Regions from separate parts of the Homo sapiens genome. Here region 1 is linked to region 2. A link is a loop called in an ENCODE intact Hi-C map of the cell type or tissue named here. Cell type or tissue: heart right ventricle. All regions are shown on one strand. Each heading gives the region's core, and the rest is flanking DNA. Links, peaks and the distances in the headings are about the cores only. Region 1 overlaps FRMPD1 (FERM and PDZ domain containing 1). Region 2 overlaps FRMPD1 (FERM and PDZ domain containing 1).

What was found. Hi-C counts contacts between places; a loop is a spot of excess contacts. Peaks named below come from ENCODE experiments on the same cell type or tissue, not always from the same donor. Only the 100,000 strongest peaks of a DNase experiment are listed, where the experiment ranks them.
Region 1: a loop joins it to region 2, with 7 times the contacts of the local background. A loop is called at or near these places in 4 of 110 quality-filtered maps.

The regions. Positions count from the first base shown.
Region 1 is chr9:37,717,457-37,732,920 of GRCh38, forward strand. FRMPD1 (FERM and PDZ domain containing 1) reads left to right here. Exons shown (of 16, transcript NM_014907.3): 6 at 1,613-1,720; 7 at 6,769-6,864; 8 at 12,272-12,397; 9 at 13,528-13,647; 10 at 14,848-14,984. Among named protein-coding and RNA genes, the nearest start is that of TRMT10B, 29 kb to the right of the region's middle. In heart right ventricle, for the core only: no CTCF peak of the experiment used is centred there; no DNase peak of the experiment used is centred there; H3K27me3 peaks cover 1,188 bases.
Region 2 is chr9:37,667,750-37,683,213 of GRCh38, forward strand. The region is part of intron 1 of FRMPD1 (FERM and PDZ domain containing 1); the gene reads left to right. Among named protein-coding and RNA genes, the nearest start is that of FRMPD1, 25 kb to the left of the region's middle. In heart right ventricle, for the core only: no CTCF peak of the experiment used is centred there; a DNase peak (open chromatin) is centred at 8,952; H3K27ac peaks cover 859 bases.

The sequences.
Region 1 (15,464 bases), core at 6,232-14,231, 52 kb after region 2:
GCAACCTCCACCTCCTGGATTCAAGCAATTCTCCTGCTTCAGCCCCCCGAGTAGCTAGGACTAAAGGCATGCACCACCACGCTCGGCTAATTTTTGTATTTTTAATAGAGATGGGGTTTCGCCATGTTGGCCAGGCTAGTCTCAAACTCCTGGCTTCAGGTGATCTGCCTGCCTCAGCCTCCCAAAGCGCTGGGATTACAGGCAGGAGCCACTGCACGCAGCCTGATTTTGCCAAGAATTAACGACAAACTAATCAATATGTGTTTTCCTAAATCCTCCATGTTCATTTTCCGGAAAACTTGATATTTGACCATCTTTAGTCTCCTAACATTTCTTCCATTCTCTGTTCCGTGGATGATACCAACTGTTACATATTATAGGTCCACAAGCCCCCTAGATTCAAGAGGTATGGGAGTCTTCAGCTCATTCGAAGCAATCTGATAGTCTTATCACTAATTTTGGGTTGGAACTTTTTCTTTCTCTTATTCCTCCTATCCCTTCTGTTATTTCTACAGGTGTACTTCTTCTCTGCAAACATTATTATTTCCCTGCTTTTCTACTAATTTTTTTTGTTTTAAAGCAAATTATATATTTGAGATGTTGAGTCATAGTCATGAATCCTGTCATGCCAAGGTTCTAGTTACCCATGAGAATCACATTTATCTTTTTGCATTAAAATTTCAGGGCAACTTGTTCACTTCATGTACTTCATGGCTTCGGTCTGTTGGTGTTTGAGTCTATGAACACTGTTTCCAACAGTTTCCCTGATTGTTGTTATGTATCTCTTCTCCCATCTTCACAGAACGTGGCCCAGAGTTTCATCTTGGTACTTTTACACATGGAAACATTCTAGAGGCTGGTCTAAAGGACTGTCCACACCAAGGGAACATAGGCTGTTAGGCTGGAAAATAGTGTATCAGGATTTCATCCAGGAAGGTCACAGCCTGTTGGTCTAGAAGATCATGTAAGATGCTATTCAGCAAGTGTCACAAGTTGGCCTGATACAATCTAGTCCAAAGTCTTCACCATATACTCATACCAACCTGTGATGACTCTCTTTACTTCTTTGGGAAAAGAAGGTACCTTCCAAAAGATAAGAGCGAAGTGGAGCCAAGGGTAAGTCATAAGGGTCAGAGTTTCAGGGAACCCCGTCTAACTCCTATATTGTGTAGATGGGAAGACTCTGAAGGCCAGAGAGCGGCAAGGACTGGACCAAAGTCACACAGTTATTTTGTTGTGCTTTACACACGTACCTGGTTTTCTTTCATAAGAATTTGAGTTTGAGATAGTTCTCACAACTATTGAGCAGTAAAACATGAGTTGGAATTCAGATAGTCCCATTCACAGGCCAGAACTCTTTGTCTTCATCGTATCACAGCTATTTTGCTACCATGTTGAATGTCCAACTATTCTCAGGTACACGAGAACATTATCTGGCTTGGGATCCCTAGATTTTATGAAAATACCTATAATGGGATATCATCCTTTCCTGTGGGTTTAAATTGAATCTGCAACAGCTATCAAAGTTTCTGTTTTTAAGAAATGAGAAGATAGATATACCTGGCTTTTATGAAAGCACTGTTCCAAAATGCATCATGTTACTGTTTTTCAGGGAGTCCCTAAATCGTCCTTCCTGACCGAGGAGAAGAGAGCCAGACTGAAGACCAACCCCGTGAAGGTGCACTTTGCTGAAGAAGTGCTCATCAGTGGACACAGCCAGGTGTGTCACTAGTCAAGGGATTGAAATTATGAAGCTGGCGAGCTGCCTTCTGGCACATAACTCCCTGAACCTCTGGAATTCCACAGCACAGAGGGTGCAGAGGAAGTGCAGTGTGTTTGCAAGAGGCTTTGTGCGCCCTCCCAGTCAGATGCCTGCAGACCCTGGACTGGGATTGCTGGTGGGAGCTCTGGGCCATGGGTGGGGACTGGGAAGAAGAGCACTGGGTTTGGCCCTCTATTGTTCTGTGACTCCATTCTTCTGCCCATGAAATTTCGACAAATTCCAATAGTTAATTTCTCGTTATGCATCTTCAAATTTATTATCCTCTCTGAGGGTGATCTATTGATAATGGTGCCGGTGGTGATGGGATTGCTTTTTAGTTTTAAGAGTCCATCATCTATTGAACCTCTATTATGTGACCTAAACTTTGTGTGTACAGTCCTTAGACATCACAATACCCTGCAAGGGAGGTGTTTTAACAAAAGAGGAAGCAGAGGCCTAGAGAGATTAAGAGACTTAACCTCTAAGATCACATGGTGAGAAAATGCAGGAGCCCAGGTCCATGTGACTTTGGTTCTTTGGTTTTTCACTATGACGTGCTGTCTAGTCCTTTTTGATATGGAGGGACCCAGGGTTGGGGGTTCAGAAGACAAATTTGTAAAGGGAAAATGTTGGCTAGAGTTTGATTTTAATGTGGAGTGTTGGATAAAAGGCTCATTTATTCATAATTTATACATTTTCCCCCAGTAGTCTATAACTATTGCCATTCTGAATTTCTTAATATTAGACTTTGAAACTTCAAAGTTGAAACTTGTCCTTTTCTGGTCTTCTCACCATAGAGACCAGCAAAGGCCGGGGGAGTCACAGGGGGTGGGGGCTAAGGCCATTTTAACAAAGGATCCAGGTGACATGGTCCACATCTACAGAGCCCTTATTTTCTACCTGCCCTGCTACTTAATAGAGCACACCTTTAGATAGACTTGAGTGAGAAAGGTGGACTTGTTCAGGAAGGGGCCAGTGGGAGGCCTAATGCATGACTTAGAAAACACCTGTCAGTTGGCAATATTTGAGTCATGTTTGTGAAATTGGATTGAGTCTCTTTAGAAAATTAAGTTTAGATTCTGCTGGGCGCGGTGGCTCACGCCTGTAATCCCAGCATTTGGGGAGGCTGAGGCAGGCAGATCTCGAGGTCAAGAGATCAAGACCGGCCGGGGGCGGTGGCTCACGCCTGTAATCCCAGCACTCTGGGAGGCCGAGGCGGGCAGATCACAAGGTCAGAAGATCGAGACCATCCTGGCTAACATGGCGAAACCCCATCTCTATTAAAAAATACAAAAAATTAGCCGGGCGTGGTGGTGGGCACCTGTATGTAGTCCCAGCTACTTGGGAGGCTGAGGCAGGAGAATGGCGTGAACCCAGGAGGTGGAGCTTGCAGTGAGCCGAGATCGCGCCACTGCACTCGAGCCTGGGCGACAAAGCCAGACTCCATCTCAAAAAAAAAAGAGATCGAGACTATCCTGGCCAACGTGGTGAAACCACATCTCTACTAAAAATACAAAAATTAGCTGGGCATGGTTGTGCGTGCCTGTAATCCCAGCTACTTGGGAGGCTGAGGCAGGAGAATCACTTGAACCCGGGAGGCGGAGGTTGCAGTGAGCCGAGATTGCGCCACTGCGCTTCAGCCTGGCGACAGAGTGAGACTTCGTCTCAAAAAAAAATTAAGTTTCGATTCAACACATGACTCTTCATTTCAAGAGTCATGCACAGTGATGAGTAGTGAGGGTGAGAACCAGCTAGCAGGACAGGGACAGAATAAAGGCACGACAGGTGTGGACAGGGTCACCTGGTTGATTTGTAAAAATGGCCATGACCTCCCATTCACTGCTGTCTATGCTGAGGGGACCAGATAAGAACAACTTTCACCTGAACTGGCTACAGAACTGGCTCAGAGTTTTGGTTGGGGAGTTTAAAGGAACAGGGTTCTAAAAAGGTGTCTCCAGGAAGACTTGGAAGGTTGGGGCACCTCGGGGAATCTTTGGGAGTCTGCATCAGCCACATAAGGCAGAGATAGCAAAACAAGTAAGAGTTCATCCCTGTGACCTGTCTATTCATCCTTTCAAGTGTTTCAAAGATGATAAAATTGGCTGTTAAACTTTTCCCCTTGGAACATGATAAGACTGCCTTAGATACACAATCACTGTATTAAGAAGGATCTGAGATAGTAAACCAACATTTGAAATATGTTTGACTTTGCTCACAGTTAAACAAATACAAAGAAAAAATATTAAAAAGTAAAACTTTATACTTAGCAAATGAGCACAAATAGAGAAAAAATGTAAGCCCTGATGCTGAGAAAGTAATTATAGTCATGCACTACTGATGGCTTTATAAATTGGCTTAAACTTTTTTGAGTGGAAAAAAAACAAAATTTAATGACTGCTATAAAAAATGACCCAGAGATTGCATTCCTGTTAGTCTATACAATAATTTAAATGTGAAAATCCATATATTTAAAGATATCTATAGTATCAACATTTTAAATAGCTCCCAAAATGGAAAAACATGCTCAATTGTCTAGGGCAGAGGAATTGTGAAATCAGTTCTGATATTTCAACTCAATAGAATATTATAAATCCATTAAAATTATGAACATTAAGCCCACCTAAAAATTGTATATGAAATGCATATTGGGTAGAAAATAAACATAGAGTCATGCATATTAAATTATTGCAGCTCTCTAAAAACTATTTACAGATATAGATAAAAATTGGAAAAAGCCTTAGGGAAAAGTAAGTGGTGGTAGTTATGTAATGTTGCTATGAATATATTCTTTGTAAACCTTTTAAATCACAAAGAAAGTACTAAGGAAAAAATTTCCCACTGGGAAACCCCAAAATTAAGATTTGTAAACACTCAGAGCCAGAGAAGTAAGATGGCAGCAGAGTAAGCGGTCTGAAATCCCTCATCCTGATGTAGTGTGAAATGGCACTGGAATATGAACATCTTCCTTTTTCCTCCATAAAAATACTGTGGTTTTTTAAAATAAGTTATAGACCCAGGAGACAGAGGCTGCAGTGAACCGAGACTGTGCCACTGCACTCCAGCCTGAGCAACAGGGTGAGACTCTGTCAAAAAAAAAAAAAGAGAGAGATGATTGTGAGTCTTGCTTAGAAGATACAAACACCTTTATATTTAGAAGATTCAATATTCTCATCTGAAAAAACTGGAAGTTGTTTGTTTGTTTGTTTAAGATGGAGTTTTGCTCCTGTCGCCCTGGCTGGAGTGCAGTGGTGTGATCTCGGCTCACTGCAACCTCCGCCTTCCAGGTTCAAGCAATTCTTCTGTCTCAGCCTCCAGTGTAGCTGGGACTATGGGTGTGTGCCACCACGCCCGGCTAATTTTTGCATTTTTAGTAGAGACAAGGTTTCACCATGTGTAGGCTTTATACCCAAACTCTTTATAGAGATGAGTGCAGGGGGGCAATTCTAGCTCAAATCTTGGGAACTCTAAAATTTCTCTGTGCTTCTGGAGGACACCAGCCCCACGGGCCCTTTGTATTTGCAACCAAACACTCAGAATCACTTCTTTTTTTTTTCTTTTTTTCTTTTATTATTATTATACTTTAAGTTTTAGGGTACATGTGCACAATGTGCAGGTTAGTTACATATGTATACATGTGCCATGCTGGTGTGCTGCACCTATTAACTCGTCATTTAGCATTAGGTATATTCTTACGAGAGCTGGGAGATTCTCCAAAACCCTCTCCTGCTCCATCCCAGGAGTTCTAGCTGGCATGGGGCCACCCAACACAGACCAGTCCTGTGCCTTTTCCCCAAATAGCCCTACGAGAGTGGCAGAGTCCCTTAGGGGACCTCATGCATCTAGGGTGATAATTGGGGTGAATGTAGTGGAGAGCATCCCTCTGCCCTTTGGTGATATTTCATTACAGGGAATGCAGCAATAAAATGAGGGTAGGAGAGGCTTCCCTACCCTCTCCATCCCACCCCAATCCTACAAGGTAGAGTCTAAGAATCTCTGAAAGGCCCATGTTGAACAGTGTGCATGCTGGTCATCTGGCTTGCCAAATTGCCTCCCATAAGGGTACAGCCAGCAGTAAAACGTGAGCTGATGGTCATGAGACATTGCACAGGCTCGCGCAGTGCTATCAGTACGCTCGTAGAAGGGCTCACTCTTCTCCACCGTTTGTCGTATCTAACAGTCCTCATGGGTATCCCTTGACAAAGCATGCCTGTGCATTGAAGAAATTCCCAAGTGCCAAGAAAGAACCCCTGACATGGTGAGGAGGTTAGGGAGGATCCTACTCTCCAAACCAGGCAGGTCCAGACAGCCAAGGATTTGTCATACCCAGGGGCAGGAAAGCTGTGACTGGGATACAACAGGCCAGGCATGGTGGCTCACGCCTATAATCCTAGTATTTTGGGAGGCCAAGTCAGGCGGATCACTTGAGGCCAGGGGTTCGAGACCAGCTGGCCAACATGGTGAAACCCTGTCTCTACTAAAAATACAAAAATTAGGCTGGGCACAGTGGCTTAGGCCTGTAATCCCAGCACTTTGGGAGGCTGAGGCGGGTGGATCACCTGAGGTCAGGAGTTCAAGACCAGCCTGGCCAACATGGTGAAACCCCATCTCTACTAAAAAAAAAATACAAAAATTAGCTGGGCATGGTGGTGTGTGCCTGTAGTCTCAGCTACTCGGGAGGCTGAGACAGGAGAATTTGCTTGAACCCAGGAGGTGGAAGTTGCAGTGAGCCAAGATTGCACCACTGCACTCCAGCCTGGGTGACAGAGTGAGACTCTGTCAAAAAAAATAAAAAAAATAAAAAAAAATAAAAGCCAGTCGTGGTGGCAGGTGCCTGTAATCCCAGCTATTTGGCAGGCTGAGGTGGGAGAGTCGCTTGAACCTGGGAGTCAGAGGTTGAGTGAGCCGAGATCGTACCACTGTTCTCCAGCCTGGGTGACAGAGAGAGACCCTGTCTCCAGAAGGAATAAAAAAAGACAGGGATACAACAATACTCTTGTGTTTTCCAGGGTAATTCTCTGCTGTGTATGCCCAACGTGCTCAAGCTATACTTGGAGAATGGACAGACCAAAGCTTTCAAGTTTGAGGCAAACACAACCGTGAAGGTATTAAGAATAAACTTGAACTTCTTTTCCCAAGAAGAATGTTCTGGCTGCTAGGACCCCCCAGGCATCTTGCCCTGCATCTGCCTTGGTGGTCTCACAAACACCGTGGTCTGAGCCCCTGTAATAATAAGCCAGGTGCCATGTTATCTCATTTCGTTGCACGACCACCCAGAAAGATGGTCTTTTTACCACCATCGTAACTGGGTGGGGGTTAAGGGGTGGGAATCGGGACTTAGAGAGATGAAGTGACTTGCCCAAAGGTCAGATTAGAACTCCTAAGCCTTCACCCATAACCACCAGGCTTCCCTGCCATTTGTCTGTGACTCTACCTGCTACGCCAAACACTACGAAAACCCAGGTGAGATGTCAGGAAAGGCCCAGGCGCTGCCTATTCTGTTCTTGGTTAAAGTCAATTGAACTTATACTTCACAAGTTTCCCCATATGAGATGATCTGAGAGGGGTTACTGAGCTTAGTCAGGGGTGGTCTCGATCTTCAGGAGCTTGCAGTCTAGTTGAGGGACGGTGGACGTTCAGGGAATGCTTGATTGTCCAAGGCAGGATGAAATAAGGGCCAAGTGCAAGGGGAAGAGTACCATCTCTTCCAGCCTGTCCAGACTTCAGACAAGGCATGGGAAAGAAGCTGGACCTGCGCTGAGCTTTGGAGGATAACTAAGATTTCAACAAGGGCCAGTAGGGACAGGGCAGTTGAGGGTAGGGTACATATCAATCAGAGAGTCACGTGAACTAATGCAGAGAGCCAGAAAAATGGCAATTGCCCAGGAAATAGCAAACCATCCAGCAGGACTGGGGCACAGGCTGTTTTCTTGTGGAAGGAGTGGCTGTGGAGGGCCTCAAATGCCAGGCAACAATAGAGCTTGAGTTTTATCCATAGATAATATCGTATGGTGCTAGCAGTTCTTGAACAAGGGAGTAAATAGTGTTAGAGTGAGGCCGCAGTGAAGAAGCAAAGTTGTTCAAACAGTAAAAACCATGTAAGAGGAAACATTGAGCCCAGCTCTTCTGGTACAAGGGGAGAGCAGGTTCAGGAGGGCCAATGCAGCTATAGGGGACAAACAGTAGCCAAGACACACATGCACACACACATCTGCACAGTACATTCACACACATGCATATGCATGCACACATATGTACAATGTACATACACCTGTACGCACACATCCAGTGCTTCTCTCTGGCACCTTCATTTGGCAATTCCTACAGCTGCTCCAAATGCTCTATTCTATTTCTTCCTAAATGTGAGTTAGAAGAAGCTGGAGAAGGGCTTTCTGAACCTGGGGAACTCCAAGCCCAGAGGAGGAAGCAATGGAGGAATAGACTTTAAGTGTTTACTACATGCCAGGCACGCTTCCTGGGCACTTTCTTGTATACGATCTCATTTAATGCCCTAGCAACCTTGTGAAGTAACTAGTGTTATCCCCACTTTGCAGAAGAGAAAACAGGCCCAAGAGGCCCAAAAGCTGTCAAGATCAGCTAGCTCATAACTGGCTTTGAACTTGGTCTGTTTTTGAATCCTGTGCTGGAATCTTGTCACTCTGCCATTCTGCAGAAAAGGGAAGCTTTGCAAATGGATTAGACAAGAGTTCTACTTTCATCATCTTTGCTCAAAGTGGATTGGAATAGAAGGGTTGATTTTTTTTAAAGCAAGTCCCCCTTTGGTGGCCAAAAGGACTTTGAGGTAGTTTACAATAAAGGCCCACATTACAGGGGAATTAAACTTAAGATGACAGAGAGAGTTGGGGAAATGAACAAGGACTTAGCCAGTATAATACTGGTTAATCTTATTTATCTGTAATAGCCAAATTTTTTAAAGCAAAGTCTTTAGCTGTTTACGACACAGAGAAAGGTGGACATAAATAAATCTTATGAGTGAAAAAAGGAAAAATTACTGTCCACTCATCAGTGACTTCTCTTCCCCTTTCCCTCACTAAGGGAAGAAAAGTTCTTGTATTAGAAAACCCTCTTTCTCTAAACCAAGAAAAAGAATATGTCATTTGACCCAGTAAACATTTATTGACACTTTTTGTGTGCCAGGCATTTCTATATCACCAACAACTTGGCAATAAATTACCCAGGGGCCGGGTGCAGTGGCTCATGCCTGTAATCCCAGCAGTTTAGGAGGCCGAAGTGGGTGGATCAACTGAGGTCAGGAGTTTGAGACCAGCCTGGCCAACATGGTAAAACCCTGTCTCTACTAATAATACAAAAATTAGCCAGGCATGGTGGTGCAAGCCTGTAGTCCCAGCTACTTGGGAGGCTGAGGCAGGAGAATTGCTTGAACCTGGGAGGCAGAGGTTGCAGTGAGCCGAGACCATGCCACTGCACTCCAGCCTGGGCGATGAGAGCGAAACTCCATCTCAAAAAAATAAATATAAATAAATAAATAAATAAATTACCCAGGGTTATACTCTTAGGAAGCCTGAAGTCTTGGGGTGGGGCTAGGGTGAGGAGATGAGATCTGGGGACAACTCACAATGAAACGAGGTACCGGTGTGCTTAAGACCATGAAAGCGGGACAGAAGCCGTGTGGTACAGGCTCAGGGGAGAGCAAGCTTCCAGCTGGGTGCCAAATAAAGGCCTCTGGGGGAGTGGAGTGGTAGCATGTATGGTGGACTTAGAAAGATAGATTGGCTTTTGACTGGAGTGGGCCAAGAGTGATGTGTGAAGGCAACATCCGGGCACGGCGAACAACACCAACAAAGATCCAGAAATGGGCAAGTTTGACAAGTGTGTGGGGCTTGTGGGCAGAGTGCATTGGGATAAGCAGCAGAAGATAAAGTGGGAGAAGTGGGTTGGCACCTGATACCTTGAGAGTCTTGAATATTAAGCTAAGGAGTTTGGATTTTGGCCAGTGAGCCATCAAGAGCCACTGAACGTTCTTGAGCAAGGGAGAGCATGCCCAGTACAAGGCTTAGACAAATTCCTCTAGATCAAGAGTCAGCAAACCTTCTGTAAAGGGCCACATAGTGAGTATTTTAGGTTTTGCAGGCCACAGGGTCTCTGTCATAGTTATTCAACTCTGCCATTGTAGCAAATGCGCATGGCTATATTCCCATAAAACCTTAATTACAAAAACAGGCAGTGGGCTGGATTTGCTCCACAGGCTACAGTTTGCCAACCTTTGCTCTATGTGCAAGTTGGAGAACAGATGGGTGGCAGGAGGGTTCACAGGACATCCCTCTACAAAGCCAAGAAATGCATGAGCCCAAGCTGAGGTAGACATGGGAGAATGGAGAAGAAGGGACAGAGTCAAGAGACAGGCTTTCCATTGGGGCCAGCACAATGCCAGGCACACAGGCAGCACTCAGTTAATGGTGTGGAGCTGCAGAAGCAAATGGACCCTTCAGGACTAGTCACTGGGTAGTTATGGGGGGTGATGAACAAGTGGAGAGAGGGCTCCGAATCAGGAGTCATGAGGAGGGAGGAAATGGACCCTTCAGGACTAGTCACTGGGTAGTTATGGGGGGTGATGAACAAGTGGAGAGAGGGCTCCGAATCAGGAGTCATGAGGAGGGAGGAGCACCTGATGGTGCGAGACTTACTGCGTTTGAGGTTCTGGCAGGACATTTATGATTTCTGTTTACTCACCAAGTGAAAGTTTGTGTGCATCTATTATGTGCCAAGCACTGGATATACTGCATAACAGAGCACAGCACAGGCAAGGCCCACATCCTCAGAGAGTTTAACATCTAGTGGGGTGAAAGACAATAAGCAAGAAAACAGAGATTAGCAGTTGGCATGCATTGAATACTTACCATCTGCCAGGTGCTGTTCTAAGTGCCTTCTATGGGGAAATCAATTCAATGTACACAACAACTCTATGAGATAGGTGTTAATATTATTCCCATTCTACAGATGAAAACACTGAGGCATAGAGAGAAGAAGCAATTACAGCTAGGAATTGGGAATGGAGGTCTAGAACCCATTCCCTTAACTTTACCATGGCTGTTAATTGAAGAAAATAATATTAAATAATGGTGAGGGAAATAAACAGGACACTGGGACAGAGAGTAACAGGGATGATTATGTATGCTGGCCAGAGAAAGCCTCTCTAAGAGGTGACATTTGGACTGAAACTCGAAGGAAGAGAAAGAAACAGACCTGGAAAGAGTAATGGGGAAAGTATACTGGGCAGAGGGAACAGCATGTGCGAATGCTTCGAGGCAGCAAAGACCTCACAGAGGGCTGCTCTAGTGAGCAAGAAGAGTGTGGCGTGGCAACCAGGATGCCTCAGCGCAGCATTCACAACCATTCCGTCCTGTCAGCCACTCTCAGAATTACGCATTATTGTCCTCTATTTGGAGAGGAAGTGACTGGGGTTCAAAAGTGTCCCTCAGTTGTGGCTGGACGTGGTGGCTCATTCCTGTAATCCCAGCACTTTGGGAGGCTGAGACTGGCAGATCACCTGAGGTCGGGAGTTCGAGACCAGTATGACCAACATGGTGAAACTCCATCTCTACTAAAAATACAAAAATTAGCTGGGCGTGGTGGCGCACACCTGTAATCCCAGCTACTTGGGAGGCTGAGACATGAGAATTGCTTGAACCCAGGTGGCGGCGGTTGCAGTGAGCTGAGATCACAGCATTGCACTCCAGCCTGGGCGACAGAGCGAGATTCCGTCTCAAAAAAAAAAAAAAAAAGTTTCACTCAGTTGCATAGTGAGTGGGTGGTGGGATTCTGTCTAGTAAGCAGTCAAAGATACAGACTGGGAGCCTGGCCAACGTGGCAAAACCCCGTCTGTACTAAAAATACAAAAAAACTAGCTGTGTGTGGTGGCAAACGCCTATAATTCCAGCTCTTTTGGAGGCCAAGGCAGGCAGATCACTTGAGGTCAGGAGTTCAAGACCAGCCTGGCCAACATTCCAAAACCCCATCTCTACTAAAAATACAAAAATTAGCCAGGCATGGTGGCATGTGCCTATAATCCCAGCTACTCGAGAGGCTGAAGCAGGAGAATTGCTTGAACCCAGGAGGCAAGGGTTGTAGTGAGCCAAGATCACGCCACTGCACTCCAGCCTGGGTGACAGCCTGGGAGACCCTCTCAAAAAAAAAAAAAAAAAAAAAAAAAAAGATAGAGACTGGGAACTCTAGAGAGAGAATAAGTCTAGGGACATAGGAGAGAGGCAGAAACCTCCACTGGATGGCTTCAGCCTTCCAAGTAAAGCAAGACAGGGTGGCTGTATGGATGGTGATGGAGCTTGAGGAGAGGGGAGCTGTGGCTGCAGGGCCGTAAGGGGCCTGATGAGTGGGACCAGACTCTGGCGTAAGTCAGCAGTGGGCATGTCAGTGCAGGCTTTTCTCTCCCTAGCTGCACTGAGGAATGGCAGGAAGGCCAGGGAAGTCCTTCCTGTTTCTTGCGTAACTCCTGCACCTCTCTGTGCCTGCTAGGACATCATCCTCACCGTGAAGGAGAAGCTGTCCATCCGAAGTATCGAGTACTTTGCACTGGCCCTGGAAGAGCAGTACAGCATCTCCCGGCTGCACCTGCTGCACGAAGAGGAACTCATCCAGCAGGTAGGGAGGACTGACCGCCTGTTCCTGGGAGGCATGGGCTGGGCTGGCTGCATACCTCAGCCAGAACCTCTGGGGACAGGGCTCAGCACATCTGCAGGTTTGATGCACTTTCTCTTGCCCCAGAAGGCACAGAGCTCACTCAGCCTGGGGGTTATGGGACAAGAATCAGCCTGATTTTCATCTGCTAGTATGAGGTAGGCAGGACACAGATTTAAGGTCCCCATTTTGCAGATGTGGAGACAAAGGCTTAGAGAGGTAAGGTGACTTTCTCAAGGTAACACAGCTGATAGAACCCTGATCTTTTGCTTCTAGCTCTGATGATCTTCCCTTGCACCTGCTGCCTTTGAGCCATTAGGGAAGCATTTGTTGCTGTGTCTAAGCCCTTCTTGTGGGACTTACCCCCGATATGGTTCCTGATGGCAGAATAGGGTAAACACAGCCAAACGGTCTATATCACTCAATCTCCCAACCATTCAATAATATGTTGTACCAACTTTTTAAAGCTAAACACAGGTTAGTTCAACAAATCTTTGTGAGTCTGTTACAAAGATGAGGAGGATTTTAACAGTTGGAAATGAGTAATACATAACCTCATAAAAGCCACCCTGAACATTCCTCTTTGCAGATGAATTCTTACCCAATGCACTCACCGATTAGAAGGTTTACTGCTTGCAGACTTTTTAATTACTTCTATTCCATTTGCATTGGGAAAGAAAATCACATTAAATCCCTAAGATAGTTTAAGTGAAATAAAGTAAGTTGTAGAATGGTATGTATACTATATTATTATTTGTGGAAGATAAAAGAATAGACTTATACTGAAGCATGAATATACATAAACTGTCTCTGGAAGGGGCACACAAGAAACTGAAAACAGGAGTTTCCTCTGGAAAGGGAAACTGGAAGATAGGTGAGTGGGAAATGCTGCCCTTTTGAACCTTTTACATTTTGTACCCAGGAAAAAGAAAGTCAAATTAGGAGTAAAGGTCTATGGCTGTCTTGGGAAGCACTAGAATTGAAATCTCTGGGAACTGTCTTTCACTGTCTGTGTTTTATAGAGTGGTTTTGTGGAATGACTGCAAGGACAAAGGCAGTTAGGAGATTAATAGTATCTCCCTTACCCATCGCAGGTGGTAGAAAGGGAGGAGTCACATGACTACCGCTGCCTCTTCAGGGTCTGTTTTGTTCCCAAGGACCCCCTGGACCTCCTGAAAGAAGACCCCGTGGCCTTTGAATACCTCTATCTGCAGGTGACTGGGTCTGTGCTTCCTAAAATAACAGTGGTTGTTCTCAAAGATGGTGCACTGGGTGATTTTGAACGTGAGCTCGAGGCCATTAAACAACTCCCTGGTAGGGATTCTCTTTATCTGAAGGAGAATGGGCCTGATCATCGCTCAGAATTCCCTTTTCCATCACTGAGTTGCTGTTTTAGCAGGTGTGCGATATCAGAATGAAATTCAGGCTCAGTCCTCAATGTAGATGATACATTTTCTAATACCATTTTAGGATCTTTAGAATTACAGTTTTTATTGCCAAAAGGGGCCTTAGTGCTTTAAAACCTCGTTTTAGAATGATGACACTGAGTCTTGGAAAGGTCGTGTGATTTGCCTGGGTCACTCACTTAGTGGCAGAGCCAAAACCTGGTTCTTGATCCGTGGCCTGGTGCTCCCCCTATTCTACCTCCTTAGATGAGAGTTATGATGCCATTTTTATTCTGATGAAAAATAATCATTTGGAGCCGGGTGCGGTAGCTCACGCCTGTAATGTCAGCATTTTAGGAGGCCGAGGCAGGTGGACCACTTGAGGTCAGGAGTTTGAGAACAGCTTGGCCAACATGGTGAAACCCCGTCTCTACCAAAAATACAAAAAATTAGCCAGCCGTGGTGGCACACACCTACAGTTCCAGCTGCTTGAGAGGCTGTGGCAGGAGAATCACTTGAACCTTGGAGGTGGTGTTTGCATTGAGCCAAGATCATGCCACTGCACTCCAGCCTGGGTGACAGAGCGGGATTCTGTCTCCAGAAAAGAAAAAAAAAAAGAAAAAGAATCATTTGGCAGATATCACCATTTTACAGATGAGATAACTCAGACTAGGTGGATTGGACTGCCCCAAGTCTTACAGAAATGGTGGCAGAAAATAATAATAATAGCAATAACAACGCCATCAATACTTTATATTTGTATAACACTGTGTGCCTTATACCTGCTTTCATATGCATTATCTAATTTAAGTCTCACAGAAACCACATAAGGTAGATTTTACTATCCTCATTTACCAGACACCAAATGCTTGGAGAGTCTTGGTAACTTAACCAAGGTCACACAGCCAAGAACTGTCAGAGCCAGCTCTCAAAGCGGAGCTCCTGGTCCTGCTGCCTTTCACCCGAGAGAACGAGGGGACACAGTATGTCTGCTTTTGTTTCCCATCTGCTCTATTTAATCTCTTCTAGAGCTGCAGCGATGTGCTCCAGGAGCGCTTTGCTGTAGAAATGAAATGTAGCTCTGCACTCCGACTCGCGGCTCTGCACATCCAGGAACGGATCTACGCCTGTGCCCAGCCACAGAAGATCTCTTTAAAGTATATAGAGTGAGTGGCAGGGGATGGCAGCTGCATTGCATTTATAACTTGCTGGCCCCTGGCCAGGAGGGCCAGATGCCACAGAAAGCTGATAGTCACCCACCTACCCATCTGTCTGTTGTCTTTCCATCCATTTCCCTCTGCACCCTCTCTAATCTGACCTGGCTCCCCCAGATGTCTGAACCTGGCTGCTCTCTCTGGGACAGAAGCCAACTCCAGATGGAATGTCACAGGATTCCCTTGTAAATTGCCTGTTCCTGGGAAGATGTCTTGGGAAATCAGTTGCCAGCATCAGTGTTAAGCTTTTCTAGGGGTGGGAATGCCTTGGAAGTTAATTTTTCCCGTGGATATGAACCAGTTCCTATTGCATTATGTCTCCACTAGAGCAGTTTCAAGTCCTACGATTCCAGCACCTTCTGATTCTTAGCTTAGAATTGTTCTGGACAGCATCACTCAGGTTTGCTAAGCCCCTCCCCAGATCTCAGCTCT
Region 2 (15,464 bases), core at 4,412-12,411:
CCACCCACACTTCATGGGATCCTAAAATTGCAAAGGGCTTTATCCAGAGTATTCTTTGTCCATGAGCCGGCATGAGGGCTGAGATCATCTCCTGCTCTACCTGTGGCAGGCTGTGTGAGGCTGGGCAAGTTATTTAATCTTCCTGTGGCGTCATTTCCCCATCTGTTAAGGGGGGATAATGTGCTTAGGGGTGACCTACCTCCCTGGGATGCTGTGAGGCTTAGTGAGCTAATGCCATTGCTATTAACTTTAACTGAACACAACTGGGCAGAACTAGCAGGAGACCAAGTATTATGTGGCACAGAATAAACTCTACAACTATAAAATGGATGCATCATGAGACCTTGGGTGTCATCTTCTGTGTTGCCCTTGGCACAGAGGAAGCCAGTTTGCCAATCAAGGACCTCTAGGGTTTCCTCTCTCGACTGGCTCAAGTGGTTGAGGTCTTGAGGATGAGAATGCCATCTGCAGGACTCCTGTGCCTGTCGTGCTGAAAGGAGAGAAGCCAGACATGTTGACAGGCATAGCTGCAGCTGCCCAGTATCCGCAGATGAGGAGGGTCATGCTCCTGTGAGGAGGGGGCCCGTGCCACAGAGATACCACCCAACTTTGCCCACATGGCCTGGCAGTCGGTTTTACTTGGGCTTATCGATGAGCTATGGGAAGGTCATTTGATATTCACATTCTTGTGGCCGCAATGTTGGGAATGTGGCCTTTTATCTTTAAAAATAGCTGTGTGCTGGGAGGCCCGGGAGCAGTGTCCTGGGATGGAGGGGAGCTGCCAGCAGGGGGAAGAGGTGTGGATTTCTTTCCGAGGAAGAGTCCCTTCAGCTCTGTGCCACTGGTGAGTTGGTGTTTGCTCATTCTGTAACGTGTGCTGCTTTCTCTAGACTGTTCTTGGAAAGGGGGCTGTTTTGGTTCTTCTCAATTGTGATACCTTCTCCATATCTTAAAAAAAACCTGTTTCCACGGTATATTTGTTCTTGAGCACTTATCCTTTATGAAACCTGTTTGATTAAGATTCTTTCAGTGTTCATAATCGCAATTTATTTATTATGGGTTCTTCTCAAATTTAACTGGTAATTATTTCTCACATTTGTTTTGTGTTTTCAAAAGGCAGCATCCTTAATCATTTTATATATAAATAAGATAATCATTAAATACTTTTGGAACTAACTTGCCAACAGGTTTTCAAAATTGGGGGATCATAGGATGTGAGACCCCAGGCTAGAGACTTTCACGTTGAATAAATCCCTGTTTCAGATGGTGCAATGATGTCCTGAGAGGATAATGAGCAATCTTTGGTTACACAGCTAACTAGTGACAGAATCAGGACTTGGATCCAGGTCCCCTAACTTCCTTGTCCATGCCTCTCTGGTCAGCTCTGTGGAATTTAGCCTCTGAATTACAAGTGAGTGAGAAGGGGAAAAAAATCACTACCTAATTTAACTTTTCCGTATGTCTTAATTAAAATGAATCTTCTAGTTTTAGAAATGCCTATGCCATATACCACAGCTGATCCCTTGACCTTGACTTGCTTGATTCCTTTGATGGTCTGCATTGAGGATTCTTCAAGTATGGTCCCCACCTGTATTCTCCGAGAGCCTGTGAGAAATACGAACTCTCAGCCCCGCCCCAGACCTAGGGAAACTCTGCGGGTGGGGCCCAGCAACCTGTGTTTTAACAAGTCCTCCAGGTGATCTGATAGGCAGTGAAGTTACAGAACCATTGCCTGCCATGGCTTAAGTCATCCTCTCCATGTGTTTGACACCCAGGGCAGTGACTCACTTTGTTTCTTTTTCTTTTATGGATTCTGAGTTTTCTTTACCGAAGAGAGAGTTTCTCTGTTGCTGCTGCTAGCTTTGAATAATGATTCCCTTTTTCTGCTTCTCTGCATTACTACTATACACACACACCTAGCAGGAGTGAAAGATAGGTGGGCCAAAAATGAAAGTAAATAGGCTGGGCACGTGGTGGCTGACTCCTGTAATTCCAGCACTTTGGGAGGCCGAGGCGGGTGGATCACCTGGGGTCGGGAGTTGGAGACCAGCCTGACCAACATGGAGAAACCCCAACTCTACTAAAAATACAAAATTAGCCGGGCATGGTGGCGCATGCCTGTAATCCCAGCTACTCGGGAGGCTGAGGCAGGAGAATCGCTTGAACCCGGGAGGCGGAGGTTGTGGTGAGCTGAGATCACGCCATTGCACTCCAGCCTGGGCAACAAGAGCAAAACTCTCTCTCAAAAAAAAAAAAAGAAAAGAAAAAAGAAAGTAAATAGGGGATTTGAACAGAAACAGGTTTGCAGGTAGAAAAAAACGTCTCAACCACTGAGGTATGTTTTCTGCGTTTAAAACTTGCTACTTCTCTAAGCACACTGATAAATTAGACTGTGTCTAACTGTATTATACTGGGTTTTCTATCATTTATTTGTTATTTTATTCATTCATTCTGCAGATTTTTTGTACCTTGTATTTGCATGGCTCATGTTAAGTGCTGGGGGAGACGTATTCGAGTTTATCAGGAGGTAGAGAACATGTTCAAAAATAACTATAATCCAAGCTAGCCAGTGATAAATACAGGAGAATCATCTTTAGTAAAATGGTTGTGGAAGCCTAGAGATGGTAGAAAGCATGTATGAGGGAGGAGGACAGCAGGGAGGACTTCATGAAGACAGCAGCATTTAGACGAAGCTTAAAAGGAGGTGGAATTTGACATTGAGAGTTTGGGCGTGGGTAAATAACATTCTAGGCAAAGGTGCAAAAAGATCAAAGCATGGCGGGAGGCTCAGTGCAATTTGTTAGGATGGGGGTTATGTGAAGATGATTAGAAAGAAATGAGGCCATGTAACTAGGTCAGTGTCAAATGGAGAAGGATCTTCAAATACTCACTTAGGAGTTTGTTCTTTATCCTGAAGGCAATGGGGAGTCATTGAAGGGTTTTGAATAAGGGGGAGGTATGACCAAGCTGTGCTTTCAGTAAAGTTAATCTGCCATCAGCATGTGAAGTAGACTGAAGTATGTGAGAGGGAGACTTTCGTTGTTTTTATTTTGTAACTGCTTTGCAGCAGTTTGTTGATAGATTGAAAAATTGTCTTAATGTTTAATTGGGAGGTAATTGCCTTTCTTCTGGTGATCGTTGGATTTTGAAATAAGCATCCAGGGCATAGTTTATTGTCTGGGGAATGCAGCTGTAACGTTATAATGGGGAATCTGCAGGAAAATAAGAATCACTTATCAGAATGGCTTTATAGGAAACTTCCAGAACTAACTTCTTTCTTCCTTCTTTTCTTTTGAACATTTTCTTTTAAACAAAATGTGTTCATATTCATTTTATCCAGTAATAACCTGGTAATGCTAGATCACATAAAATCTACAAGTATTGAACACCTAAAGGCTATTGAACACCTAAAGGCTCTTTCTTGCCTTTTCCTACTCAGCCTCCAGAGCTGTTTTCCCTCTCACTCAAGGACTTACTTTGTTAAAGTGCCTAAATCAAACTCATTTTGCAAGGATCTGCCTTATTTCAGTGGTGGCTCTAATGGGAATAGTTGTAGGAAACTTGAATGTCATGAATATTTAAATATGTTATGACTTCTAGTATTTGTAGTATAGAGAAGGCTCTGTTACCGTTGTTTTTTTCAGTAGGGCTCTCTTTATAGGGCCTTGGCTTTGGCTAGTTAGCACCATTGATTTTAGTCATTCAATGAGTATTTAGTGAACATCTATTAGGCACTGAAAAATCATGGTGAATCAGACAACCACGGCCCTGCTCAATGTGGAACTTATATTCTAGCAGGGGATATATACAAGTAAATAGTCAAATATAGTCTGAGAGAGGGAAAATACTGGGTACTGTGAAAGCACCGACCCCGAGTAGAGGTCAGAGAAAACTTAACAAGTGGGATATAAACTGAGACCTGAAAACTAATTGGGGGCTGGCACAGTGACTCACTCCTGTAATCTCAGCAATTTGGGAGGCCGAGGCGGGTGGAACACCTGAGGTCAGGAGTTTGAGACCAACTTGGTCAACGTGATGAAACCCCATCTCTACTAAAAATACAAAAGTTAGCCGGGCGTGGTGGTGGGCATCTGTAATCCCAGCTACTCAGGAGGCTGAGGAAGGAGAATCGCTTGAACCTGGGAGGCAGAGGTTGCAGTGATCTGAGATCGTGCCACTGCACTCCAGCCTGGGTGACAGAGCAAGACTCCATCTCAAAACAACAACAACAAAAAACAACAAGCAAACAAACAAAACAATTGGGGTAGGTTAGTTAGCCTAAGCTTGCGGGGAGACAACTGGGGGGAAATGGACTGCTAATGAGTATGAGGTTTCTTTCTTTTTGGAGTGATGAAAATGCTTCAAAATGGATTGTGGTGATGGTTGCACAGCTCCATGAATATACTAAAAACCATTGACTTGTGTACTTTAAATTGGTAAATTGTATGCTATGTGAATCATATCTCAATAAACCTATTTAAAAAGTCAGTTGGAGAAGCCAGCAGCAGGAAGGGTGTACCTGGCAATGAAACAGCACATGCAGAGGCTCCGTGCCATGAACAAAAAAGGAAGAGATCCACTAGGTCTGGAACCTCCTGGGAAGTGGAGAGCAGTAAGACAGAGGAAAGTGAAGAGGCTTGAGAGGGGGAGTGGGGCCTGCACAGGTAGGTCCTTGAAGTCCTGTAAATAATAACAGCAGGTACCACTTACGAAGGGCTTATCAAATGCCTGGTACTGTTGTAAGCTGTTTCCATGCATTACCTCATTAATTCTCACAACAACCTTATGAGGTAGGTACTGTTGTTACTGGCATCTTATAAGTGGGAAAACCAAAGCACAAAACTGTGAAGTAACCTGCCCATAGTCACAGATCTAGCAAGTGGCATGGCTGAGATATGAGCCTGTATTAGTCTGTTTTCACCCTGCTGATAAAGACATACCCGAGACTGGGAAGAAAAAGAGGTTTAATTGGACTTACAGTTCCACAGGCTGGGGAGGCCTCAGAATCATGGCAGGAGGCAAGAACCAAGAGAAAATAAGGAGGAAGCAAAAGTGGAAGCCCCCAATAAACCCATCAGATCTCATGAGACTTATTTACTATCATGAGACTAGCATAGGAAAGACCAGCCCCGTGATTAAATTACCTCCCTCTAGGTCCCTCCCAGAACATGTGGGAATTCTGGGAGATACAATTCAAGTTGAGATTTGAATGGGGACACAGCCAAACCATATCATTCTGCCCTTGGCCCCTCCAAATCTCATATCCTCACATTTCAAAACCAATCATGCCTTCCCAATAGTTCCCCAAAGTCTTAATTCATTTCAACATTAACCCAGAAGTCCACAATCCAAAGTCTCATCTGAGACAAGGCAAGTCCCTTCTGCCTATGAGCCTTTAAAATCAAAAGTAAGCTAGTTACTTCCTAGATACAATGGGGGTACATGTATTGGGTAAACACAGCCATTCCAAATGGGAGAAATTGGCCAAAACAAAGGTGTTACAGGGCCCATGCAAGTCCAAAATCCAGTGGAGCAGTCAAATTTTAAAGCTCCAAAATGATCTCCTTTGACTCCACATCTCACATGCAGGTCAAGCTGATGCAAGAGGTGGGTTCCCGTGGTCTTGGGCAGCTCCGCCCCTGTGGCTTTGCAGGGTACAGCCTCCCTCCCAGCTGCTTTCATGGGCTGGCGTTGAGTGTCTGCGGCTTTTCTAGGCTCCTGGTGCAAGCTGTTGGTGGATCTACCATTCTGGGGTCTGGAGGATGTTGGCCCTCTTCTCACAGCTCCAGTAGGCAGTGCCCCAGTAGGGACTGTGTATGGGGGCTCCCACCCCACATTTCCCTTCCGCACTACCCTAGCAGAAGTTCTCCATGAGGGCCCCACCCCTGCAGCAAACTTTTGCCTGGGCATCCAGGCATTTCCATACATCTTCTGAAATCTAGGCAAAGGTTCCCAAACCTCAATTCTTGACTTCTGTGCACCTGCAGTCTCAACACCACGTGGAAGCTGGCAAGGTTTGGGGTTTCCACCCTCTGAAGCCACAGCCCAAGCTGTACATTGGCCCCTTTCAGCCATGGCTGGAGCAGCTGGGACACAGGGCACCAAGTCCCTAGGCTGCACACAGCAGGGGCACCCTGTGCCTGGCCTATGAAACCACTTTTTCCTCCTGAGCCTCTGTGCCTGTGATGGAAGGTGCTGCCATGAAGGTCTCTGACATGGCCTGGAGACATTTTCCCTATTGTCTTGGGGATTAACATTAGGCTCCTTGCTACTTATGCAGATTTCTGAAGCTGGCTTGAATTTCTCCCAGAAAATGGGTTTTTCTTTTCTATTGCATCATCAGGCAGCAAATTTTCTGAACTTTTATACTCTGTTTCCCTTTTAAAACGGAATGCCTTTGACAGCACCCAAGTCACATTTTGAATGCTTTGCTGCTTAAAAATTTCTTCTGCCAGATAACCTAGATCATCCCTCTCAAGTTCAGAGTTCCACAAATCTCTAGGGCAGGGGCAAAATGCTGCCAGTCTCTTTGCTAAAACATAACAAGAGTCACCTTTGTTCCAGTTCTCGATAAGTTCCTCATCTCCGTCTGAGACCACCTCAGCCTGGACCTTATTGTTTATATTGCTATCAGCATTTCAGTCAAAGCCATTCAACAAGTCTCTAGGAGGTTCCGAACTTTCCCACATTTTCCTGCCTTCTTCTGAGCCCTCCAAACTGTTTCAACCTCTGCCTGTTACCCAGTTCTAAAGTCGCTTCCACATTTTGGGGTATCTTTTCAGCAACACCCCACTCTACTGGTACCAATTTACTGTATTAGTCTGTTTTCATGCTGCTGATAAAGACATACCTGAGACTCGGAAGAAAAAGAGGTTTAATTGGACTTACAGTTCCACATGGCTAGTGAGGCCTCAGAATCACAGTGGGAGGCGAAAGGCACTTCTTACCTGGTGGCGGCAAGAGCAAATGAGGAAGAAGCAAAAGTGGAAACCCCTGATAAACCCATCAGATCTTGTGAGACTTATTCACTATCATGAGAATAGCACAGGAAAGACTAGCCCCTATGATTCAGTTGCCTCTCCCTGGGTCCCTCCCAGAACATGTGGGAATTCTGGGAGATACATTCAAGTTGAGATCTAAACGAGGACCCAGCCAAACCAAACCATATCAGAGCCCAAGAGGTCTGGCTTTAGAATTCACACCATGGGCCCTAAAAAATGATCCTAAAAGTTATGGGGTGACATTATAGAGTTGTATACAGGAAAGTGACAAGGTCAAACTTTCATCTTTGAGAAAGATTACTCTGTGGTGTGTGGAATAGATTGGAAGAGGAGCAAGACTGAAGGCAGGGAGACCGGGTGCTACAATGATCCACGTAAGGAAGAGATCATGGTGGGGCACGGTGACTCATGCCTGTAATCTCAGCACTTTGGGAGGCTGAGGTGGTTGGATCACTCTAAGTCAGGAGTTTGAGACCAGCTTGGCCAACATGGTGAAACTCCATCTCCACTAAAAATATAAAAATGAATCGGAGTGGTGGCGCACACCAGTAATCCAGCTACTCGGGTGGCTGAGGCACAAGAATCGGTTGAAACTGGGAGATGGAGGTTGCGGAGAGGCGAGATCGTGCCACTGCACTCCAGCCTGGGTGACAGAGTGAGACTGTCTAAAAAAAAAAAAAAAAATACAAATCATGGTGGCCTGAATGTGTGTGATGGTGGTGGGGATAGAAAGAAGTGGAAACTTGAGAGATTGTTAAGGAGGTCACATTTACAGGAGTTGGAAAGTGGTTGGATATGGGGGGAGGGTACAAAGACTCTCAGGTGGATGCCTGGGTTCTGGGCTTGGGAAGTGGGGAGAGTAGGGTGTTTAATGGTGCTCATGATGTAGGTGCCACAGGTGTGTCCCAGCATGGGCTGGTGAGTGCCTGCACATGAGAGAATAGATTAGACCTCTGATCTGACCTCTCCACCAGTCAGAATTATGAACTTGGAGGTGGCAGGGGCCTTAGAATCCTTCTAGATCTAGAGATGGAAATGGAGGTATTAGAAGAAGAGACTTGCTGAGAGCCACACAGGGCGCAGTGCCAGGGCAAAACGAGGTGTGCACCTGCTGCTGCTCGAACTGGTGTGTGTTCACCTGTCCTGTTGCCACTCCCTGGAGAACCTTTGCTTCAACCTGTAAAGCTTTGATTCTCTTCTGAGAGATCATCTCTCTAATCCTTAAAAGAGGTATCATTGCTGCACAAACAGTAACAATGGGAATTAAAATAGAAACAAAAAGAATTGGCTGCCTAAACCCAGCATCCATCAGATCAAGCTTGTTTTGTGTTCTCGCCTGTCTGCGCTCCGCATCACTTTTACAGTTGTACCCAGAGCATAGATATGGCTTTATGGCCTGTGGTTTATACTCACATTAAATCCAGAAAAGGCTTTTTCTGGAATGTTACATGGTTTCTGGTTCTCATTTTTTGGAAATTCAAGGAAGAAGACATGCAGTAAGCATGCTTCTGTGGCCAGTTCTGTTTTTCGTTCCTAGAGCTCGTGTCTCGGGGAGCATCTTGCTGCATAGTGTTTTCCTGTTTTCCTTAGGCAGAACTCCCAGCCCTGATCATCTCTATGTACTTTTAAAGTGGGGTGACTCAAACTGGACACTTCTCTACTGAGGTTAGGGACAGAGGGCAGAATGCTTAATTAGGGCTGAATTTCTGAGTTCCTGGGTCCTGCGGTTTTCGGCGATCTCTGAATCGAGTTGGCATTCATTCACAGCTGTTGGTGCCACTCCTACTGGCTGCCACCTCCTAACAGCTGACCCGGCTCCCTGAATTGTTTGCTGTAAACTGGGCAGCCCTACAGGAGGGAGAAGAGGTTTCCGGATAGAATGCTTAATTAGGGCTTAATTAAGACAGCCAGAGTGGCCCGTTGGCCTGAACCCTTGCATAGGGTTCTGATTGGCAGGCGGCATCTGGCATTCTTGGCCGCCTGACAGCAATCAGCCGTTCCTAAGCCCCATGCAGAGATGAGCGAGACACACACTGCCCTGCTGTTGGCAGGAGCTCTTCCTAGACTCCCTATAGCATTTTAGACAGCCCGTTCTTATGGGCCCCACTCTCTGCCTTATATTGGTTAGGAGTTTTCTATGTGGCTTGTCTTCTCTATAACACGATGAACACCCAAAGGGCAAGGGCTGTGTCTGCTTAATCTTGATCTCCTCTACCACACTCAGCACAGATCCCAGAGGAAAGAGGATCTAATGGAACGAATTGCATTTACTTTTGGACCAAATCCCTTAATTTGAGATGGCTGCAGACCTGTAAAGTAGAGTCTAGAGTCCAGGGACTGGAATTGAAAAATGCAGAGTCTAGGGGCCCGCAAACCCATGGCCAGCAACAAGTCTATGAAAAGGGTGAGGACTTTCAGGGAAGGAACCTCAAAGTCAGGACAGAGCCTTGATGTCATAGTCATGGGCAAGAGTTCTGCGAGGCATGTCCTGGGCCCAGCCCTGCAAGCCATTCTTGGTTGCTTGTGCTGTGGTGGTGGTTGTTACTGTTTATTAGTATGATAGGTTTGTAATCCTGCCTTCCTTACCCAGACACAGAAATGTGGAGTCAAATCTCAGCCCACCAGGGTGGCAAGCAGCTTCATATGGGCTAGAACTCTGGGAGTCTAACCTTCTGAAATGAAGAATAACATCATAGCTGCTGTCATTGAGGACTTTCTTTGTGCCATGCATTCTGGTAGAACTTCACATATATTATCTAATTTACTGTGGGGCAGGTGAAGTCAGCCCCATTTCACAGATGACAGTACAGGCTCAGGGAGGCTAAGGGAACTTGTCCAAGGATGCAAGGTTAGCACAAGGTTAGTGAGAGTCGGGGTTGGAACTAGGACATGATAAGGCCTGTGCTGTTGACATGAAAGGTCACTGGGGAAGAACTGTGAGTCCAGTAGTGCACTGTGAAAGCTTGGAAGGAGGAATACCATGACGTGACCACCAAACAAGATCATCTGCCCATGAGAGTGCTTTGAAAACTACAGACCATGGTTCAAAAACCTTGCAACCTTTGCTCACATTGCTAGCAGATCACTTCCTTTCTTTTGCTTTGAATTCTGATTAGGTGTGTATGTGTCTGACTTCCCTGGTGAAATGCAGGCTCCTTGAGGGTGAGAATTGTGCCTGCTTATCTCAGTGTCCCCCACAGCCCCTGTACTTGGCAAATTGTTGATGATCATTGAGTGTTTCTTGAATCTGTGGATATTAGCATTGATTCAGAGAGGAAGAAATGGAAACAGGACCCATGGTGACATTTGTCCAGATGTGTCGTGGCTAAGCCCTTGGCTGGAGATTTGACTCAGAGAATTGGAAAGAAAGGGCAGAACCCTAGAGCTCTCTGGAGATATGTGTGGGAGATCTCAGAGTGAATAAAATTCTGCCTACCCATGACCTCCAGCTTCAAGGCATCGATGCTGATTCTATCTCTTTTCCCCTCTAGTACTTACCACTTTTTTTTTTTTTTTTTTTTTTTTTTTTAGATGGAGTCTCAATCTGTTGCCCAGGCTGGAGTGCAGTGGTGCAATCTCGGCTCACTGCAACCTCCACCTCCCAGGTTCAAGTGATTCTCCTTCCTCAGCCTCCCAAGTAGCTGGGATTACAGGCATGTGCCATCACGTCTGGCTAATTTTTGTATTTTTAGTAGAGATGGGGTTTCACCCTGTTGGCCAAGCTGGTCTCAAACTCCTGATCTCAAGTGATCCACCTACCTCAGCCTCCCAAAGTGCTGGGATTACAGGCACGAGCCACCACACCCGGCGTACTTACCACTTTCTAACAGTCTTAATTTCCTTTTTTGTTCATTGTTTCTTGTCTAGTGAGAACCTGTATTAGAATGTAAGCTCCACAAGAGTAGTGATTTTTGTCTTTTTTGCTCCTAATGACTCCCAAGACCTAGAACAGTGCCAGGCACATAGAGGATACTGAATAAATATCTATAGAATAAATGAAGGAAGTGAAGGTATCGCAAGACCTGGAGTCACTGCAGAGTCAGCTGCACCTCTGCCATCAAAACACTTTCCAGGAACCTAATGTTCTGTGTGAGCCTCCCAAGTCAGGGCAGGGCCCAGAATAGCCCCAGATAGACTGCACTTGGCCTGGGCCCTTAGCTTTTCCAAGTAGGCTACTCAGGCCCTGTGGTCCTCATCAGCCTTTTAGGGCCCAGCACAGGTGCTTCTGGCATGGAGAAGCCTCTAATCTCGGTGCTCCCCTGACCTAGAGGTGATCCCCCTTCTTCTGAGCCCCTCCCCTCCATGCAGCCCTCTCTCATGGTCTTGCCATCTACTGTGTGTTGGAGCTCCTGGTGGGCAGACACTGTGGTTGCATCTTCTTGCTCCCCACAGACATTGGCATAGGGCCAGATGTTTGTTGGGTGACAAACATCTTTTGAGAGAGCAGCAGTCTGCCCAAAACTGATAAGTCTGGTGGCCAGAAGCATTTGGGGAACTGTAGTTTGCTTAAAGAGAGTCAGAAACTTCTGATTTGAAAGGGCTTTGAGGTCATGTTTCTAACCCCATCACTTTTCTTTTTCTCCTTTTATGGCATTTGTTTTTGTAAAACACCTTTATTGAGATATAATTCATATACCATGCAATTTACTCATTCAAAGCATACAATTCAGAAGTTTTGGTATATTCACAGATATGTACTAACATCAGCATAGTCAACTTGAGAACATTTTCATCTCCTCTAAAAGAAGTCTTTTACTCTTTCACTATCACTCCTCCATGCCCTGTTTCCCCAACCCTAAGCAACCGCTAATCTCTTTTCTGTCTCTACAGAGTTCCCTACTGGACTTTCATATGAATGGGATCATAGAATATGTGGTCTTTTGTGACTGGCTCCTTTCAGGAAGCACAGTATTTTCAAATTTTATCCATATGTAACTCTTACCTTTACAGGTAGGAAAACAGACACGGAGGGAAGGGATGTGACTTGGGTCACATGTCCAGTTGGGAGCAGAGCAGGAACCTGATTGCTGGTCTCCTGTCTCCCTGCACAGTGCTCTTTCCCTGCACCAGGGTGGAGACAAGGGGTTCAGCAGCCGCAGCTGACTCAGCAGTGTCATTTGCCATCCATCACTGAGGCTGCTTGAGGGTAAGCAGTAAGACAGACATGGTGATGTGAGGCCTTACAGATCACATCAACACCACCAGTGTTGGCATTGGTGTTCGTTTCAGCCCTTTCCCACACCCTTTCTAGGGATACTGTTTATCTGGTAAAGTGGATGACTTGTGTGACCAACTTCCAGTCTTCTACTAGGAGTGGCCTGGGTCCCCATCCCCTCAGATCCCTAGCAAGAGAAAGGCACAGCCTGGATCCCTATTAGATCTGCCTGTTCCTGTTGCCACCCTGTAGCTCTCGAAGGGCCATGCAGAGACCATCTGTACTGAGCTAGATAAGAGGCTAAGCCCTTTCTAAGAGATGTCTAATCCTGTTAGGCAGATGGGAAATGTGAGGGGCATGACGATGCCCTGAACTAGTGTTCCCGAAGGCTTGTCTTTGTACCACACGACACTCAAGACTATCTTAGTGGATATGTGAATGAGTGCTTTTCGTTTAAATTGCTATATATTTATTTTAATGTGCACCAAGAAAAAAACATATCCAGCATGATCAAACCTGTGGTTGAATGAATACTGTTGTCTAGGATGAAGCTAAAACGAGAGGCACTGTATTATAGAATCTGTTTTACGCAGACCATGTTTTGCAGGTGTGGTGGTCTGGCAGTTTGTTGACATGGCAAAAGTCAGGAGGGCAGTTTGAGGTCAACCATCATTTGGGGAATGCCACCCTGGGGTGATGGGGGTCCAGGGTGCTTTCCCACCTCCTGCATCTCCTTTTCATCTGGTGTGCAAGGCAAGGTGAGATGGCAGAGGATGCAGGCAGCCAGAACTTCTTGACGTGAATGAAAGGCTCAGAGAACCTAGAGAACCAGCTGTGAGCATTGTTTTTTCTCTGGTCCATGATAAACCGCCTTTCAGGTATTCAATGCCCTTTTCTATAATAAAAAGAGGGGAGGGGTTCCTGTTGGAGAGAGAGACTTAAAGGAGGGAAGGGAAGATGGAGGAGGAAGAAGAATGATATGTAGTGCCATCCCAAAATAAGAAATGAAAAGAAACAATTTGGGCTGGGCACAGTGGCTCATGCCTGTAATCCCAGCACTTTGGGAAGCCAAGGCAGGTAGATCACTGGAGGCCAGGAGTTCGAGACCAGCTGGGGCAACATAGCAAGACCCCTGTCTCTACTAAAAATATAAGAAAACTAGCCAGGCGTGGTGGCACGTGCCTGTAATCCCCGCTACCCTGGAGGCTGAGGTGAGAGAATCACTTGAACCCAGGAGGCAGAGGCTTCAGTGAGCCAAGATGGGGCCACTGCACTCCAGCCTGGGAGACAAAGCCAGACTCTGTCTCAAAAAAAAAAAAAAAAAGAAAGAAAGAAAAGAAAAAAGAAAATAAACAATTGGCTTTATCTCAGCTTCTTATGGCCACAGGTGAAATGACGTGTGAGGTTAAAATATCAGGGCCTGTGTTACTGTGAAAGACTTGACTGAGATCCCTGAGTAGGGAAGAGAGGTTTGAAACTCCTTCCTGGGGTCCTGGTTGTAACTGCACTTTGAGGAATAATCATGTGGTCTAATAGATAAGTCCCCCTTCCTTCCTTTCTAAGAATGTCATTTTCCTGATAAAGTGTCATAGCAATCTGAATTCTTTTTAAGAAATTCATGCAGATGTGTGAGCCCATTATCACTCACTAAGCTATGATCACGGTAATGAACCAAGGCAACATCAAATGATTGACATTGGAAATGTAATGTGAACTTCCCTAAAATATCTGCCAATAACTTTTCCTTTGGGCTTAGAAGGTTCCATAGTTATAGCTGCTTATTGTTCTGGGGTTCTCATCTTAGCATAGCATTTCAGACATCTGTAACTTGCCATTATTAATTCAACAAATCTCGATTGAGCTGAAGGCATTCTGCTAGGCTCTGCAAGGATTGTAAAGAAACAGGGTACTTTTCTCCCCTACCCTCAAGGAGTTTACAATCTGAGGGACAGAAAACAAGACCTGAATCCATACGAAGTTAGAAAACACAAGACAAGAGCATAAAGGAGATGATCACAGGCTGTATGGAAGAGCAAGACTACACAGCAGCTCTGTGATTGGGGAACCTGGTGAAACATGGTAGGCGGGTGGCCAGGAACTCGTCCTAAATGTGGTGGGTTTGAGCTAAGTGTTGACAGTTACATAGGATTTGAATAAGTCCTAGAAAGTGGGAGAGATCAGAACAAAGACACAAGAAGGGCTACCTAGGGGCTTTTTTTGAGAGGCAGAGAAGCTTTGGAACAGAGAATTACTTGACAGGAGAAGAATGGGCCTTGGGTTCCCCTTGGCCAGTTTGAGGAAGTTTTTTAACCTCTCCAAGCCTCAATGTCTTGTCTTCCAAATGGAGTTATGGATTCCCACTATGTGGGGTTGTCATGAGGAGTGAATGAAATCTACAGGTGAAAATGTTAGTTTCCCTCCTTCCCCAAATTGATCAAGAGAGCAGTGTTTTGGGGGCAATAGTGGGAGATAGAGTTGGACATCCAGGAAGATGTTGGATTTTAGGGATGGGGATCCCTGGAAGACTTAAGTGACAAGATAATACAATTTTACAATTGGCAGATACTTAGAAAAATGCAATGTTAAGATAAAGGGTTAACCAGAGGCTTGACAACTTGTGCAATTCTAGGATTAATTAAAGGCAAAGCCAGGAAGGAAACCAGGTCTCCTAATATCTAGTTCAGTGCTCTTTTCAGCATTCCCTAGGTTTTATCTGGAGGGAGGTTAGAAATGCAAATTCTTGGGCCCTACCCTAGACCTCCTGAACCAGAAACTCTGTGGCTCAGACATCCATGCTTTAACCAGTCTTCCAGGTGCTTCTAATGCTTATAGGGTTTTACTAAGAAAAAATGGTGGAAAGGTGAGAAAAACAGATTCCTTACAGAGTTGGGGTTATTACTTACTGTCAAGGAAAGGAGGACAGAAGGGTGAAGCTGGGCACCAGAAATAAACATTTTTTCTTTTCTTTTTAAAATTAAGATACAATTCACATACCATCAAATTGACCCTTTAAATTATACGATTAGTGGTTTTTAGAATATTCACAAAATTGTGCAGCTATCACCACTGTCTAATTCTAGGACACTTTTATCACCTTAAAAAGACATCTCTTACCCATTAGCAGTCAGTTCCCATTTCCCTCCCCCACTGCCTTCGCAACCACTAATCAATTTTCTATCTCTATACATTTACCCGTTCTGGTCATTTCATATAAATGGAATCTGACATTTATATGAAATCATGTAGCCTTTTGTATCTGGCTTCTTTCACTTAGCATAATGCTTTCAAGGTTCATCCATGCTGTACCA